2 separate regions of the Homo sapiens genome follow, and region 1 is linked to region 2. A link is an interaction called in ENCODE POLR2A ChIA-PET data of the cell type or tissue named here. Cell type or tissue: GM12878. All regions are shown on one strand. Each heading gives the region's core, and the rest is flanking DNA. Links, peaks and the distances in the headings are about the cores only. Region 1 has its middle 16 kb from the start of LINC00434. Region 2 overlaps DIAPH3 (diaphanous related formin 3).

The links. ChIA-PET counts read pairs that join two places held together with the same protein. Peaks named below come from ENCODE experiments on the same cell type or tissue, not always from the same donor. Only the 100,000 strongest peaks of a DNase experiment are listed, where the experiment ranks them.
Region 1: POLR2A ChIA-PET joins it to region 2 with 5 read pairs; 2 of 35 experiments call an interaction of 5 or more read pairs at or near these places.

Annotation. Positions count from the first base shown.
Region 1 is chr13:60,279,823-60,289,014 of GRCh38, reverse strand. No RefSeq gene overlaps it. Among named protein-coding and RNA genes, the nearest start is that of LINC00434, 16 kb to the right of the region's middle. In GM12878, for the core only: no CTCF peak of the experiment used is centred there; no DNase peak of the experiment used is centred there.
Region 2 is chr13:59,893,674-59,902,865 of GRCh38, reverse strand. The region is part of intron 20 of DIAPH3 (diaphanous related formin 3); the gene reads left to right. Among named protein-coding and RNA genes, the nearest start is that of DIAPH3-AS1, 110 kb to the left of the region's middle. In GM12878, for the core only: no CTCF peak of the experiment used is centred there; a DNase peak (open chromatin) is centred at 4,483.

The DNA.
Region 1 (9,192 bases), core at 527-8,526, 390 kb before region 2:
TGTGTGTGTGTGTGTGTGTTTAAAGGGAGCCTGAAAGTAAGAAATAGCCATGGTAATGAAATCAGAAAATAAACGCCACCAAACGTAGGAGAAATGATATGAGAATACAAATTATCCTGTAGCACTTTTGTCTTTCAGTTGACTCTTCTCTGAGTGTAAATCAGGAGTGGAAACATAACACAGGATACCTTTCTTGTCATTGGAACATCGGGGAACTGGCATCTCACCATGTCTGATCGCTAATGCTTCAAAGATATGTGTCATATATATTACGGTTCCACCTCGTGCAAGTGATTTGACTTGAAAATGCAATGACAGGGAGCCATATTGGGGAACAGAAATTGTTTACATAATTGCTTGGTCTGTTGGTGAATCTAGGCCCTCATTTAGAATTCATTATTTTATAAACTGCACAAAGGGATTTCCAAGTTGTCAACTTAGTTTGTAAAAAATAAAATAAAAAGATATGATAAAATGTCTGGCACAAGCTTTTCTGACTTTAATTTTTTTTCCTCTGTCCTATTCATCTTCCCAGTCATAGCGGGTACTCCATCAGCTGTGATAGCTGCTATTTTCTCTGGATTTAGATCAAACAACCTCAGAACATCCATCAGGGCCATTTTTACATCCTTTCTCCTTTGATGCCAAACCCCAAAGATTCCCCATCATGTACAGTCTGCAAGTTGTTGGACTGACAAGCATTAGTAACCTTGGAATGTCACCCAGACACCAGCTTTCATCCTGGAGGAGGCTAATGAATTTTGCTGCAACCAACTTGGTCTTGAAATGATTTTTCTTTAGGTCACCTTTCATAGTTAAAATAGTTTGCTTTCTTATAGTTTACTTTTTGTCTGCTGAGTTAAAGTGGCAGAGAGAATTGAGCCCGAGGACATGAGAGTCTGAAGCACAAAATTCTAATACCGACTTTTAATGCTGCATATTTTTTAATCATCTGAGCAAAACTTTAATTTCTGAGAGTGTCCTCATCAGTGAAATAGAAGTATAAAAGTATAATCTACTATTTAGGGTTTTTGACTTTTTAAGCATAGGAACCCTTTTAAAAATACATATATACAGTATACACACATTTAACATACTTTTAACATAATGTGGGTACACACACATACACACAGAGACTCCTGTGTGGAATTAATTATACATATGGTATATCTTAAAGAGGAATATACCAAATGACATAAATGTAATAAAATTTTAAGCAAATTTATATCTTATTAAGCACAACAGCCACTCTACATACCCTTTAACAGGACAGTACGAACACACGTGAGATATATCAATTACTAATGCAATTTCTGTATGCCTAAAAATGTGCCTGTTCTTCAACATAACTGAGTTCTAGGGGATGCCACAGATTTAAGAACCAACTAGTGTTGGCATAATATGCAATAACTATTTCTGGGTCTATAATTTATTCATTTGAGAAGAGTGTTAATGTGGCCCAAGTCAAATGTTCAATCTCAGGATCCATGCAGTTATGTAATTAGTATTTGTTGAAGACTAACCACATGCATGTCACCCCTGTTTACCCAGCCATTGCTGGAGGCAGAGGAGACCCTCAACATTTCAAATAAAAATAAATAAATAAATCTATGTCACCTAAGTTGTCCTCCCTCTCTCTAGTTTATAGCTTCTAGTGGAGTTACCTGATTTACGGATAACTTCACTGGCTTCCGCCCTCGCCCAAATATTGCAGGCCTTTGGCCCCTGAAAACCCCACCTAGGGACTGTATTTCTTTTCTTTTTGTTTTGTTTTTGTTTTTGTTTAGTTTTTTTGTTTTGTTTTGTTTTGTTTTCGGTTTTAAGGAGCGTTTAATAGGCAAGAAAGAGGGAAGAAAAAAAAGAAGTTCCCCTGTACAGAGACAGAGGGAGGGGGGTTCCAAAGCCGAGAGATGGAACCCCACACTTAGGTAATACCAGCCAGCTATATTTGATGGCTAGAGGAGGCCGTGTCTGATTTGCACAGGGCTCAGGGAATTGCTTTGACCAGGCATGTCATTCACGTAGACCGCGAAAAAACTGGCCCTCCCACCCTAGCCTTTTAATATGCAAATGCAGAGCGGCAGGATGTTCCACATAAGTGGGGATATGTGGGGGTGGCCATGCTGCCAGGCACATGTGCGGGCAAGGGCAAGAGGAAAACGGTGGGAATTGCCATGTTGGGTGGACGCAGTTTCCAACGGCTGGCATTTGCATATCAAAGATTGCTGGCTGGCCCGGGTCAAACAGCCAGGGCTTTCATGCTAGACAAGAGCTATAGAAAATTAGAAAATTTTCCAAGGACCCCTTTTTCCTCTCTATGTGCCTAATTACTTTTTTTTTTTTTTTTGAGACGGAGTCTCGCTCTGTTGCCCAGACTGAAGTGCAGTGGCTTGATCTTGGCTCACTGCAAGCTCCGCCTCCCTGGTTCATGCCATTCTCCTGTCTCAGCCTCCCGAGTAGCTGGGACAACAGGCTCCCGCACCACGCCAGGCTAATTTTTTGTATTTTTAGTAGAGACGGGGTTTCACCGTGTTAGCCAGGATGGTCTCGATCTCCTGACCTCGTGATCTGCCCGCCTCGGCCTCCCAAAGTGCTGGGATTACAGGCGTGAGCCACCGCACCCGGCCTAAAATAATTTCTTAATAACTCCTACCTCATTTCCCCCTGTGGAGACATCACTCTAACTGCTGTTAGGGGGTTCTGGGCGACGACTCTGTCTGGCTACTTCCTACTGAAAGGGGGCGTTGAATGGGGAACAGCAGCTGGGACTTCTCCCGTCTTGTCTTCTCTACGTGTCTCACACGTGCCCTCCTTTCCTATTCCTCATTCCCACCATGGCCCACGGATCCACTTGAGGGTGCCAGCATCCTCCTCCCGAAGGCATGGTCTCCCAGGGCTTCCAAAGCAGAAAACTGGTCATTTTAGAGGATGGTCGCATTCCCTGATGACTTCTCATGCAAGTTTCACCATGTTTGTCACAGAATAGGGGGGGATTGTGCTTCTTTCCCACTTTGTGCCACATTTTATCAACGAGGCATCGAAAAGAAAGATGTCTCACCTGATCCCTCATGAAAGCAGCTTGTCCTGGTAGCTTCCGCTTGTTCCATAGCCACTGTTCCACAAGGCTCATGAGGAAGACCTGAGGAACAGATATCTGAAATGTGCCCCACACTGTCCTCTCCAATCCTGCCCGCCCCCCTGCACCCCATCCCAACAGCACTTCAGCAGTGCTTCTTGAATTTTATTATGCATCTCAATCACCTGAGGATCTTGCTAAAATGCAAATTCTGATTTAGTAAGACTGACCTGGGGCCTGACCTTCTGCTTTTATCAGGGCCAAGACTAGGCACAAAATTTAAGGGTTGACAAAAAATTCAGCAATGAAGATAATAATATTTTCATGCAATATTTTGAAAAATCAAAATGAATACCAAAAATCCATGATGAACAGAATACCCAAATTTTAAATGCAGAATTAAAGATCCCAATTGATGTTAATCAGACCACATTTTGAGAGGCAAGTTTCCATAGCCAAAAAAACATTAACTTACTCCAAGGGGTTATGCCACTTATTTACACCAATTATGCACTAATCTGCTGAGTTGGGCATATGCTAGGACTACACACACACACACACACACACACACACACACACACAGAGGCATCTCATCTTATGCTTACGTCATCATGGGAAGGAATTATTATTATTATTATTATTATTATTATTATTATTATTTTTGAGACGGAATCTTGCACTTTCCCCCAGGCTGGAGTGCAGTGGCGCAATCTCAGCTTACTGCAAGCTCTACCTCCCGGGTTCACCCCATTCTCCTGCCTCAGCCTCCGAAGTGGCTGGGACTACAGGCGCCCGCCACCACGCCCAGCTAATTTTTTGTGTTTTTACTAGAGACGGGGTTTCACCGTGTTAGCCAGGTGATCTCGATCTCCTGACCTCATGATCCATGCGCCTCGGCCTCCCAAAGTGCTGGGATACAGGTGTGACCCACCACGCCCGGCCCATCATGGGAAGGAATTATAATTAGTTGAAGAAACTTACATTTTCAACTAGGGAGAGGAGTCATTTTTGTGCCCCTGGGAGTGTTAGCACTACCTCAAGACATTTTTGTTGTCACAAGATCTAAGGAGTCTACTGGAATCGGGTGGTTAGATGTCAGGATGCTACTAAATATCATACAATGCACAAGACAGCTCCCCACAACAAATAATTATCTGGCCTAAAATGTCAACAGTGTCAAGATTGAGAAATTCTGCTATAAAAATAGTATACAGCACATAAGTATACCATAGACAATCAATGTTGTCATAACTGAGTTTGATCTCAAGTATTCTTGAGTTTTTAATCTTTCCTACTCACCATCTTCTCTCACTATGAATAAAGGATTTTTACTTCTAACTTTGTGCATGACTTAGTAACAGTCAATAAATAATACCTCTTTATGTATAAAGATATAATATATAAAGAAATTAATATTCTGGGAATCTTCGGGAAAGGCCATTAGGTGACAAATTGAAAAGGTTGGGAAGAGTGGTTACATGTTTCTAATTTAAAGCCAATTAAGGATGCAAGCCCACTGTGATTCTGTGGAAAATTGGCTGCGACAATGTTTAATGAAAGTAGATCTCAAACCACATTATCTGGCATTGAATTTGGAAAGCTGAACTTACCCTGAAGTTTTGCAGGGCTTTAGATTTGAAGCCAGTAGAAAATTCATCTAGCTTTCCAAAATTGTTTATCTGTCAGTTGAATAATAATATCAAATGCCAAAATAAAAAATGCATAAGAACATAATTTAAAATGTGTGAGTATATGAATTAATAAAACATCAATATAATATTTTCATCTTGCAATAGTATTTTAGGGGTATTAAAAATGATAGGATCCAATCTTACTCTGTACCCCTTGTGATCACAAAGTCCCAAGGTATAAAACAACTATAAATGGTTTCAAGGAGTCTTAAGGAAAAGTAAAACGTGCCTGCTTGTACAAAAATTTAGACAAAAAGGTACTATATTAACTAATAATTATTGCAGAGCTGTGGATTGATGATTTGCATATTGTCTTTCAGCACTAAAGCCACTTTTCTATGATCTGCTGTGTGATGCTGGGCCCGCGATTTTACAAAACATTTCCAAGGCTTCCTTGACTTCTACCTTCTCTTAGGCTAACAGAAGGCACAGACAGGAGATTGGAAGGCAGAAAGAAGGGAGAAGATATTTCTGTCATGTTCTCCAGTTTCTGGACAGCCACTGCTACAGCCTCCAAGTTCTTTTGGCACTCCCGGCAGCACACATGCCCCCAACCCAGGGACAAACATCAGCAGTGGGGTGGGGTGGAGGCCTCCTCCAAGCTCCTCTTCTCTTCTCTTCTCTTCTCTTCTCTTTTGTATCCCTAGGCCTAGGGGTAGTATCTGCTCTCAGCAGTTACTGACATCAGGGTTTGTGACGGTTAATTTTATGTGTCAACCTGACTGAGCTAAGGGATGTCCAGATAGCTGGGAAAACATTACTTCTGGATGTGTCTATGAGGGTGCTTCTGAAAGGGATTTCACGGCTGAGTAAGGAAGAATGTCCTCACCAATGTGAGTGAGCATCATTCGATCCATTAAGGGCCTGAATAGGAGAAAAAGGCTGAAGAAGGGCACATTTTTTTTCTCTTCTTGAGCGGAGATAACTCTCTTTCCCTGCCCTTGGACATCAGTGTTCCTATTTCTCAGGCTTTGTATTTGGACTGTGACCACACCAAAAGATTTCCTGGACCTCCAGCTTGCAGATGGCAGATCATGAAACTTCTCAGGCCCAACAATTACAGGAGCCAATCCCTCAAAATAAATCTCTTTATATGTACCTATCCATATCTATCTATCTATATAGGCTAGAGAGATGGAGAGAGGGAGGGGAAGAGTGAGAGAGGGAGGGGAAGAGTGAGAGAAGGAGAGGCAGAGAGGGAGAGGCAGGGAGGGAGAATTAAGGAGGGAGGGAGAGGGATGGAGGGACGGAGAAGGATGGAGGGAGGGAGGGAGAGAGAGAGAGAGAGAAAGAGAGAAAGAGAGAGAGAGAGATCTCCTATTGTTTGTTTCCCTGGAGAACCCCTGACTAATACAGGGCTACCTCAGCATTCCCTTTCTGTTCTTTCAACCTTCAAACACCTGAGTAAATAATTCTCTGCATGAAGTCCCTCTGCTTGAAATATCTATTCTCCTTCTGTTTTCTGAACTAGAACTTCACTGATGTAGCATACTAACAACAAAAATATAGCAGATATATAGCAATAAAATGCATGTAAATGTGCTGGTTACATCTTTTCATATACAACTTATCAGTTGTGCGTTTCTCCGTGACTGTGCCAGGAATGAATAACACGTGTAGAACATTACATTGTATGCCTGGAACAGAATAGGTAATTATAAACAGGGCACATTTCTTTGCCGTTCATGCTTTCTTTTTTCCAAACTGGAGGAAGTTGAAGATTAGGCAGATCAAAATTTTATTTAAAAAAAAAAAAGGATTCCAGCTGTTTGACCAAAAGAAGAACTGTCCAGAATGTATTTCAATAATGTATCACTACCAGATGTTATCCTTTTTAAGAGCAATGAAGCCTGTCCAAGAGAAACACTTAATCATCCCACTTTTCCTTTGGGACTGTGGAAAATTGCTACCTGCAAATGTTGCAGGCCTAGTTGATCATATGAGAGTATATATGTATGCCTGTGTATAACTTTTGATTTGCCTGTTCATTTTAAACAAATACATCTCGTTTTTTTCTGTGGATCCTGGATGTTCTTAAGTCTTAAAGAAACTTGAATATTTTGGCAGCCTGGCTTCAGTTATCTAAATTATACTCTGCATAACTGTGAAAGTTTTCCCTAAAAAACCAAACCTTAGGAATGATGACAATTTCTGAATCTTCTGACAATCATTTTATTCTACACAAACACAGCAGTTAGTGATTTTATGCCAATTTCAATGACATTTGGTAGGTAAGGAGAAGACAAATGAATGTCTGTATCTTTATAAAGCCAGTTATATATCTTATTATAGTACCTTGTTGTTCATAATATTCATGTTAGAGGAAAATATTTTTCTTGCCCTCACTTATGTGATTGTATTGAGTGAGATCTACAGTTAATAGAGATATTTATACAGCCACTGTCTGCAGGTTACCAGTGGCACAACACCATGAATTATCCATTGAATTTGGAGCAACATCCTGGATGCTAAAAAGGAGAACCAAGGGAACATGAGATACGGGCCCTGCTTTTTAGTCTTTAGCAGGAAGTGATGGGATAATCATGTGTGTCTTTATTGCAGTGTGATAAACTTTATAAATACATGTACATATGGAGGGCTCTTTGTGATGCACTGAGACATGCTTAAGTGACAGATAATTCATGGAGAGGACATTTGAAATCAGGGGAATGATTGCTGTGACCTGTGGTATGAGTCTGCTGTCTTAGCCTGACTTCCCCCTGGGAAAACAAAGCCTGAGATTCAGGCTTTTGTACAGGTAGTTTATTTTGGGAAGGAATCCCCGGGAACAGGAGTGAAGGATTAGGGATTATGAAACGAGGAAGGAAGAGAAGCCAAATCAAGGATATATTCTTGAGTTGGTCACCTCTGTGAGTTTACTGGAGCTCTACCATGCTGGTACCTTGGGTGGCCAAATAGACAGTCCACCCAAAGGATCATGGGGAAAAGCATTTATCCATTGGCTCTAGGATGCCCCTTGGATCTCCTCTGGGGGTTTAGCACTGCCCTTTGGCACCCGCTTCCAGAGTCACAGGGGTCCCATTCCACAGCATGAAGAGCACAGGGCAGGTTATGAGAGAAGCAGTGCTTTCAGCATAAAATCGGCCAAAGCTCCTGCAAGCTTGTTTACAGTAGCTGCAACTACAACAGGAAGCAAGATTAAAATGGCATGAGGCAGTGTCCAAGAGGGGTCCAATAGGTCCAAAACAGAGTTTAAGCAAGGAAGTCTTCTAGAAAAGATATTTGGCCTTCTCTGCTATGATAAATGTTTTCATAAGGAAGTACCTGTCAATATGTCCTGGTTTATCTTTTCTTTCTTTCTATCTTCTTCTTCCTCCTCCTTCCTTCCTTCCTTTCCTCCTCTTCCTCCTCCTCCTTCCTTCCTTCCTTTCCTCCTCTTCCTCCTCCTCCTTTTTATTCTTCTTCCTCCTCCTCCTCATGCTGCTGCTGCTTTTGTTTTTGTTTTTGAGAAAGGGTCTCACTCTGTTGCCCAGGCTGGAGTGCAGTGGCAGTCTCGGCTCACTGCAGCCTTGATCTCCCAGGCTTAAGTGATCCTCCTGCCTCAGCCTCCCTAGTAGCTGGGACTACAGGTGCACACTACCACACTCAGCTAATTTTGCTCATTTTTTGTACAGACAAGGTCTCACTATGTTGCCCAGGCTGGTCTCAAACTCCTGGACTCAAGCAATCCTCCTGTTTCAGCCTCCCAAAGTGCTGGGATTATAGGCATGAGCCACCACACCGGCCTTCTTTTTCTTATGAAGCACCTCATTTTCACAGACTTTCCACTAACAAAAAACTAATTTATTTCCTGGCTCTTATATAAGTGATATATATGTCATCAACTTTGAAGAAAGGGAAACTTTCTCGTCTTACTTTAATCTGGCTAGATTGTAATCTTTATTGCTTACTATAACTAACTACGGGGCCACCCTTACCTTGGGATGGAAGGAGGAAGGTAAATATATTTTTATTTATTATTATTATTTTTAGAGACAGAGTTTTGCTCTCTTGCCCAGGCTGAAGTGCAGTGATATGATCTCGGCTCACTGAAACCTCCACCCTTCCAGGTTCAAGCAATTTTTGTGCCTCAGCCTCCTGAGTAGCTGGGATTACAGGTGCACGACACCATGCCTGGCTAATTTTGGTATTTTTTAGTAGAGACGAGGTTTCACCATGTCGGCCAGGCTGGTTTCAAACTCCTGACCTCAAGTGATCTGCCTGCCTCAGCCTCCCAATGTACTGGGATTACAGGCATGAGCCATCACACTCAGACCGTTAATATATTTTTAAAGAGCTACTGTCTACATAAACAATTTGAGTCACCCCAAATCAGCTCGTTAGCAACATTCTGATGGTTCATCTCATGCAATCCAGCAAAAGAAATACTGAGCCTCCAGCAAGAATCACTTGCTCACCAGGCTG
Region 2 (9,192 bases), core at 431-8,430:
CTAGCTATTTTAAATCTTAGAGGTATGCATCTTTTAAGATAAGCATTCAGTCATTGTTTTTCTTGTCACTTTATTTTTACTTTTATTTTTTGGAGACAGTTTCACTTCATTGCCCAGGCTGAAGTACAGTGGCACAATCTTGGCTCACTGCACCATGTGCCTCCCCAGTTCATGCGATTCTCATGCCTCAGCCACCCGAGTAGCTAGGATTACAGGTGTGCGCCACCATGCTTGGCTAAATTTATTGAATTTTTAGTAGAGATGGGGTTTCACCATGTTGGCCAGGCTTGTCTTGAACTCCTGACCTCAAGGGATCTGCCTGCCTTGGCCTCCCAAAGTGCTAGGACTATAAAGAAACACCTGACACTGGGTAATTTATGAAGAAAACAAGTTTAATTGGCTGACAGTTCTGCGAGCCTTACAGGAAGCATGGCAACATCAGCCTCTGGGAAAGCCTCAGGAGACTTATGATCATGGTGGAAGGTGTAGGGGAAACAGGCACGTCTTACATGGCCAGAGAAGGAGTAAGGTGGGAGGGGGGTGCAACACACTTTTAAACAGCCAGATCTCCTGAGAACTCTTATCACAAGAACAGCACCAAAGGGGGAAATCCACCCCCATGATCCAGTCATCTCCCACCAGGCCTCACCTCTAACACTGGGGATTGCAATTTGACTTGAGATTTGGATGGGGGCTCAAATCCAAACCATATCAACCATACACAGTTTTTCTTTACATGTTTAACAGTCAAAATAATGTGTAACTGATTCATTGATTTAACCAAATATAGTGACATTCATGGAAAATTAGAGGCTTTTTAATGGTGAAACTTAACATTGCTTTTACTGCTGATAGGTTGGGTATACTTAAGAACTTTGTACATTTTTATTTGCACTCTCATTAGATGATTCGGGTGGCTGAGGCATGAGAATCGCATGAACTGGGGAGGCAGAGGGTGCAGTGAGCCAAGATCGTGCCACTGCACTTCAGCCTGGGGAATGCCTCCTGGTAGCAACTATTCCAGTAGTGTATGTTTCAGTCTTTGGATGTTTCAGGGACTTGGATTTTGTTGGAGAAACTTAGACTTTGAGTTTGTATTGGTAGACTGTACCATTGTCTGATAAATTTTCTTCAAATACTTTGTCTCCTTGATTCAGCAATAATTTATTCATTTTTTGACAAATATTTATTGAACACCTACTGTGTGCTAGGTATTGCTGCAGACTCTGAGTTAAATGTGATGATCCTTCTCTTAGTCCCTATTTGTCATATATTTTTATTGGGGATGGTAGCAATATATGCATAAATAATAATGTAATATCAGATAGTAGTGAATGCTCTGCAGGAAGTGGTAGGATGAGTGTGTTTGTGTGTGCAATTTGTGTGGTTAGGAAGGACTTTCTGAAGAGGTAAGAGTTGAGCAGAAGCCGGAGTGACTTTAGTTAGAGGTGTGGATATCTCAAGGAAGCATGTTATAGACAGAAGAGACCACAAACAGCAAGGCCTTGAGGGATAAGTGAGTTTGGCTATGTGAGGCCAGTGGCTGTGGCAGAGTGAAGGTGGGAGACGGTGTAAAGAGGCCACCAGGGCCTTGATCATGCATGGCCTTGCAGCCATAGTGTGAGAATTATGGATTTTATTTTAAGAAAGCCGTTAGTGAGTTATTAACAAAGGGGTGAAATGATCAGACTGATGCCATAGAAGTGTTATGCTGGCAGCTATATGGAGAAACAGATAGTAGGGTGAGGTGAGGAATATAATTAAAGCCAGTGACTGGTTAACAAGCTATTTCAATGATCTCATTATTAATGTGTGAATTAGTGGTAGTTTGACAGGCTTAGCAGCAGTGTCATTGGTGAGAAGTAGATTCTGGATGATTTTGAAAATAGTGAATTAGAGTTTCTGACAGATTGGATTTGGGGCATAGGAGGAATCATGAATAACTCCAGGTTCTTAGGCTGTAAAATTAGATAAGAGTTCCCATTTATAGAGATGAGGGAAAGTCTGCAAGAGAAGCAGATTATGGAAGGGAAGATAACTAAGGGTCTGTTGACCTCTTAGTGGACATATGAAGCATGCATTTGGGGGTATAAGCTGGGAGTTCAGGGATGGAGTTATAAATTTGGAAGCCAATAGCATACAGGTCACATACAAAGCTATAGGAGTGGATGAAATCACTGAGGGAGTGAATTAGAAATGTAACACAAGAGGCAGTGAAGGGCAAGGTGAAATATGCAAACCTTACTGTTTTTCTCAGTCTTCTCCCTGGAGAGGGGCACATCATCAGCAAGGTTTTGTTTGTTTTTGCTGCTGGTTATCACCTCTCAAAGGACAATTGCAATCCCTTACCTAGGGAATTGTACAAGGTGATTTTATATATAACACTATTGCAGTTTGTTTCAAAAACTAACCATGAGTTGGGGTGAGAGGGATATTTGGCATTTGTAGGGTATATAATTCATCAGGGACATTTAGAAAGAAGCTAGTGGCCATGACAACGTGTGTCTGTGCAGTGAAAGAAAAAAAACTTTTTGCCTCCAGACCTTGCTCTCATATGGAAGAAAATGGAATAATCTCTAATACATCATGATAATAAATATATAGTTCCTGTATTATGAACTAAGATAAAGTTAAAATGCCAGAAGTGTGCAGGCATATTCCTTTATAAAATAACTCTCATTTAATCAAGGGATTGAGCTTATTTAGTTCAAATCTCCATCAAAATAGTAATATCAAATCCTGCCATTACAGGGAAAAAATCACTCACATGCTGCCAATTGTGTTCTCTGTAGAGTGGGAGGATAAGTGGAATTGAGCTCTGAATGAATTCTCTTATGAGCTTTTGTTACTCTTTTTCCCTTGAAATTAGTAGAATGTCAGCTATATTAAATAACTCTGCAATTCTTTAATTTATTAGAACTAATAAAAACCCAGCATGATCAGAATAATATGCTATTTCCTTGAGCTGCTAATAACTTGTGAGTTTCTCAAAAAGTTTGAAATTTCAACTGTGACTTATATTGATCTCTCTTCTTTTTAATTGATGGCAAAAGGTACAAAATTTTGCTTGTGTTTTATATCACGTGCATGTAAAATTTGTGAAAGAATTTGATATAGCATCTCAAGTTATATTTAACACAGTCTATTCTTAACACAACAGCCAACGACTTCAGTCACATAATGTTCTGTTTTACCTATAACCCTACAATGACTTCCCACCTCAGAGGAAAGTCCAGAATTCTTGTAGTAGTCTACAAGGCTCTACATAATTTGTCCCTGCCTTGGTATTTCTTACCTCATCTTCTACCATTCCCCCTGGCTAAGGCAACTTTAATCATATGGCTTCTATACTGTTTCCTAAACATGCCAGTCACATTCTTGAGAATTTCTCACTTGTACCTTGCCTTGTCCAGTTATTCAAATGGCTTGTTCTCTCATTTCTTTCTGGTCTTTTTTCACAGGTCCTTTGTGGAAGTCTTCTCAATGCACCTTCTTTGAAATTGCATAATCAGTTGCTCAAAATACTTCTTTTCCTCTTGTATTAGTCAGGGTTCTCTAGAGGCACAGGAGTGATAGGATAGATGTATATATGAAAGGGAGTTTATTAAGCAGTTTTGACTCACAGGATCACAAGGTGAGGTCCCACAATAGGCTATCTGCAAGCTGAAGAGCAAGGAAGCCAGTAGGAGTCCCAAAGCCTCGAAAGTAGGGAAGCTGGCACTGCAGCCTTTAGTCTGTGACCGAAGCCTGAGAGCCCCTGGCAAACCTCTGGTGCAGTCCAAGAGTCCAAAAGCTGAAGAACTTGGAGTCTGATGTTCGAGGGCAGGAAGCATCCAGCATGGGAGAAAGATGGAGGCCAGGAGACTTAAGTCAGTCTAGTCCTTCCATGTTCCTCTGCCTACTTTTATCCTAGCCATGCTAGCAGCTGATCAGATTGTGCCCACCCAGATTGAAGGTGGGTCTGCCTCTCCTAGTCCACCTACTCAAATGTTAATCTTCTCCTTTGGCAACACCCTCAAGACATACCCAGGAACAATACTTTGCATCCTTCAATCCAAACAAGTTGACACTCAATATTAACCATTACACCTCTTCACTGCATTATTTTTCTCCCTAGTACTCATCGGCTTCTCATTTACTGTATTACGCTCTGTCCACTAACCTAGTTAGCCTGCCATAAGTATCTATGGTGGCAGGAATCATTCTGTCAGGTACTCACTTGTGAATTCCTAATGCCTCAAACAATATATGGTATTATACAATAAATATTGATGAATGAATAAGTAAATTTCTCTCAGATGCTTTATTTATTTTAAATATGAAAAACTAAAATCATTTAGCTCTTGGCTTATTGAGGCTTGCCTGGCAATATGTTCTTAGTACTGAGACTTGAATCTGGGTTAAAAAAAACTTTGTCTTAGTATTCCAGAAACCTTCAACTGTCCTTCCTTGTGTTTCTAATCTGATTGTGAAGACCTGGGTTTGAATTCTGAATTTACCACATCTAGTTATGAAACGTTGTATGAGTTTCTTACTATCTTTCAATTTCATTTCCTTTGTTTGTTAAAATATACGTGAATATAGAACCTGTCTCACAGAGCTGTGGTGAGATTAGGAGAGCATGCATGTGTGTAGTGTATAGTGGATAGCAAATGCCCAATTATGTTAGCTGCTGTTATCATTCTCTTTTTTTTTCTTTTTTCTTTTTCTTTTTTTTTTTTTTTTTTTTTTGAGGCAGAGTCTCACTCTGTCACCCAGGCTGGAGTTCAGTGGTGCAATCTCAGCTCACTGCAGCCTCTGCCTCCCCAGGTTCAAATGATTCTCCTGCCTCAGCCTCCCGAGTAACTAGGATTACAGGCATGTGCCACCATGCCTGGCTAATTTTTTTCTATTTTTAGTAGAGATGGAGTTTCAACATGTTGGCCAGGCTGGTCTCGAACTCCTGACTTCAAGTGATCTACCTGCCTCGGTTTCCCAAAGTGCTGGAATTACAGGCGTGAGCCACCACGCCCAGCCTTCATTCTCTTATTTTTATTTTACACTTTTTTCTTCTCATCTATTGTGATCCAGTTCAGCACCCACTTTCTTTTTTTTTCTTATTCTTTTTTTGTTTTTTTTGAGATGGAGTCTTACCCTGTTGCCCAGGCTGGAGTGCAATGGCGTGATCTTGGCTCACTGTAACCTCCGCCCCCTGGGTTCAAACGATTCTCTTGCCTCAGCCTCACGAGTAGCTGCAATTACAGGTGCACGCCACCATGCCTAGCTAATTTTTGGATTTTTAGTAGAGACGGGGTTTTACCATGTTAGCCAGGCTGGTCTCGAACTCCTGACCTTGTGATCCGCCCCCCTCGGCCTCCCAAAGTGCTGGGATTACAGGCGTGAGCCACCGTGCCCGGCCAGCACCCACTTTCCTTAAGAACTATATTCCACTTTACATTAAGAATTTTCTCTCTCACTATTCTACGATTCTTTAGCATGTTTTATGTATATGCTTTTGTTCCCATCACTGTCGTAGAGTTATTCTCTTTGTGATATAGACAACCTCATAATTCCAGATTCAGCTTAGGTCCTTTCATTTCTCATTTTGTGTGGTCTTGACCTCTGGTCAGCATTTCACCCTATTAATTATATCTACTTTTTGTTCTCTTTCCTGGCTCCCTTGTGCTTCTAATGTCTGACTCCTCCCTGACTCTTTTCCCATATCTTCTAACACTTGAATAAGAATCTTACTCAGATGCTCTCCTCTACTCTCTTCTTTTGATACCCTCTTCTTTCTCAATGATTTTATAAAACACATATAATTTTTTTAATAACTCTTTTTGAGCAATTTTTACCTTCCAGACTTTCTATACTTTGGCTTTCAAGTAGACACAATTGATTGCAGTGAAAAGTAGCAAAGGGGATGCCATATAGGGGTTGACATAAAGGTAGATACTAACTGATGAGCATTTCAGTGTGATCAATTATTGTGACTTCCAGATCTCATATTGAGACACAGTGCTGGGTTATTTATTTTCTTTTCAACACAGTGGGTTTCAAGAGTATAATCTAAATTACTAAAAAAGTAATTAGAATAAGCTTCTCTTCTGATATTAGTTGCACATGTTGGGGCTAGAAATATGAGCCTTTAAAAGCTTTCTACCTCTAACTCTCTGACTAGGTATCCCGGATTTCTCGGAATCCCCTGAAATTAAAATCAACGAGTTGTGTATAATAACAGCCTAATAGTTGTTACGGAAGTATGTTCAAGGACCGACCCCCCTGCCTCCACCCCCGCCTCCCCCACCAAAAATACTGCAGTTCATGTAACTACCTGAGATATTATAAAACATCAGGTCAGCCTTCTGTTTGTAAATCATATAATGCTTTAGGATACCTAGAGGAGATTAAAATCTTACTCTGCATTCCTTTAGTCTGATTAACTTTTAAAATATGGTATCTGTGACTTGTGATACTCAAAAGATGATGGTTTGGATAAAGGGAGCGGGGAGAGAGGTGAATTTTGGAGTTTCAGGTTAATGGCATAATATCGCATCAAATGAGCCACTATAGAGCAGACAAGTAATTACATAGCAGTTATATGAAGTTTATTTAGTGACTTACAGTTCACAAAGTATGTTTATATACATGTATATGACATATTGTTTATAATAGCTCCTCAGGGTTATAAGAACAGAAACTCATATAGAATAGACTACTTAACCAAGACCTCCTCCACATGCCATAAGCAAAAGAGAAAGATTGAAACTGCGGATTTCTAAACTTACATTTCCATATTTCATTTTGTTTCCACCACACTGTGTTGTTTTTAGGCACAGAGTTCTTGATATATTGGCAAAGAATTAGATGCACACAGGAGGTGGGAAAAAGGTAAATGAATGCAAAGGGAAAGGTTTTTAAAAATAGAGTTTACCTTACGTTTTTGTTTAGGATCAATCTTGTCCCTATTTTCTGTCTTCAGAAATAAAAGACCCAAATGGGAGAGGATTCCCCTGTCCATCCTTAAAGAGCCCAGTGAATGTGTACACTTCTAGAATGTCGACTACCTCGTCTGGCTCATTATTCTTGTGGCCTGACCACTGACTTCTCTTGAGTAGGCCTTTCTCCATTTTCTGTCCTCAGCTTAACAGGGAAACTGGCAATCTGAGGCCAAGCACTTGAAAATTTCTCTGAGATACTCAGAATCAACTTTTAAACAGTTTTATTTAACTTCATTCACGTTGTGGCTCCTGAGACAAAGGGTGGTAGTGTTTTGGCCCCATATGTATTTGGTTAATTATAGTCTTTGTCTGAGTTGATTTTTCTTCCCTTTTTCGCTTTTCTTATATTTTTATTTTGTATTAAATTATATGCGTCATTAAACATCCTTGTCTTCCATACCAGACTTGGCTCTTTTCACAAGATAAATGTGTTTTTTTTTTGTTTTTTTTTTTTTCCTTTAACATTGGATCAAGTTTCCTATCCTGCAAGTCTGCTATTTTCCATTACTGCTATTTTTCTTTCTTTTCCAAGGATGCCAATTTTATATCCAAGTCTAGATATTACAGTTATTTAGAAGAGCGGATACCGAATAGCCAAAGTGATTTTTTCCCGTTTAGTGAAACACTAGCACTAACTTATATGCCACCAGCATCACCACTACCAAATAATTTGATTTACTATATTTGTCCAAGGAAAATCTAGGAATTTGTTCAAATTGTTATATGTTAGGAAATTCCTTTTTTTGTGTTTATACTGTCCCACTTACAGTATATTGACTTACATTTATGCATTAAATAGTCAAAACTTAGTAATATAAATTTTAATTTGTTTAAGGGTTCTCAGTTTGTGGCTTTATGCTGAAACTGTCATTAGGTCAGTTTTTATTCTGTCAATATTTTGTTCCTTGTTGTAGCATTATGTGTCATCTTCTTATGGTAAGCTATGTGGCATTACTGAAGTTTTATGTTTTGGACAAATGGAGTCTTTCTACCCTATTTTATCAATGTTTCCTTTTTAAGTAGCTCTCCTTGGAATCACTAGCCACAGTAAAGTGCCTAAATCATTCTGATCACTTGAATGCTAGTATTTTCTGAAAAGATTTAAGGTTCCAGCAGCTTAATATTGTTATAAGTTTCCTTGACACTGTATTTGTTTTTCCTAAGTTCTGACCCAGAATTTCCAAAAACATTTCATATTTTTAATGTAATTAAGAGAAAACTAGTTCAATTAGCTTCATGACAATCTTTTTCTTTACTGCTCAATTGTCTGTTCTATTCTCATTCTATTTATGTGCTTTTGAGGGGTGGGGGGGCAGGGGAGACTTCTTTCCTTTTCTTCTCTCTTTCTTTTTTTTTTCTCCTGGGAAGGACTATGTCTGCTGTGGTCTTAGCTACTTCTTACTGAATTCTTATTACCACTTCCTTTGGAATTATCCATGATTTTGACTGCTGGCCTCATTAATGATCTCTCTTAGCAGTTAGAGACCACTGTTTCCTCAACCTGTACTTCCTAAAACGCAGGTTTCTGCCTATTTTTTTTATGCCCACGAGCCTTAATTATAGCCTCATCCTTTATTATGTCCGTTACCTGAATGCCACCTGATGTCCCATCTTCAGTAGGTTTTCCTTTGTCTTCCCACATTTTAGTATCTCCCATTCTGCTTAAATTGCAGATCACAGACCTGGCCCTTCTGATATCCTCAGACAATAGCAACGGGTATACTTTATTACTGAAGGGCAGAGGAGTTGCCTGAAAAAAAATGTATCACAGTGATTTGATCTGAATGCTCCCAAAATGCACCCACCAAATCAATGGCTTGAAATAAAGCATAACCCAAATACCAGATGAATTATTGAAAGGCTACCAATTTATTTTTAGAAGTCCCTGAATGAATTTTACTTGTCCTAACGTAGAAACAAAGAATAAAAATTGCATACAATCAATACTAAGAAACACAGCAAGCTGTCGTTCTTAATGGGTTTATGTTTGGAATATAGAGAAACACTTTTGTCATTAATATCCTGGCATCAGCAAAAAACAAGAATTGTAAAATCGCATAGATTAAACTTAAGGCAAGGAATTAGTCATTTAAGAGTATGTGGGCAGAGTTATTGTTCGAAATATGAGCTGGTTAGCAAATATCATAGAAAAAGGTTCTCTTGTTCATTATTTTTGAATAAACTAATCTGCAACATAGAGGGCTTTTTCCTG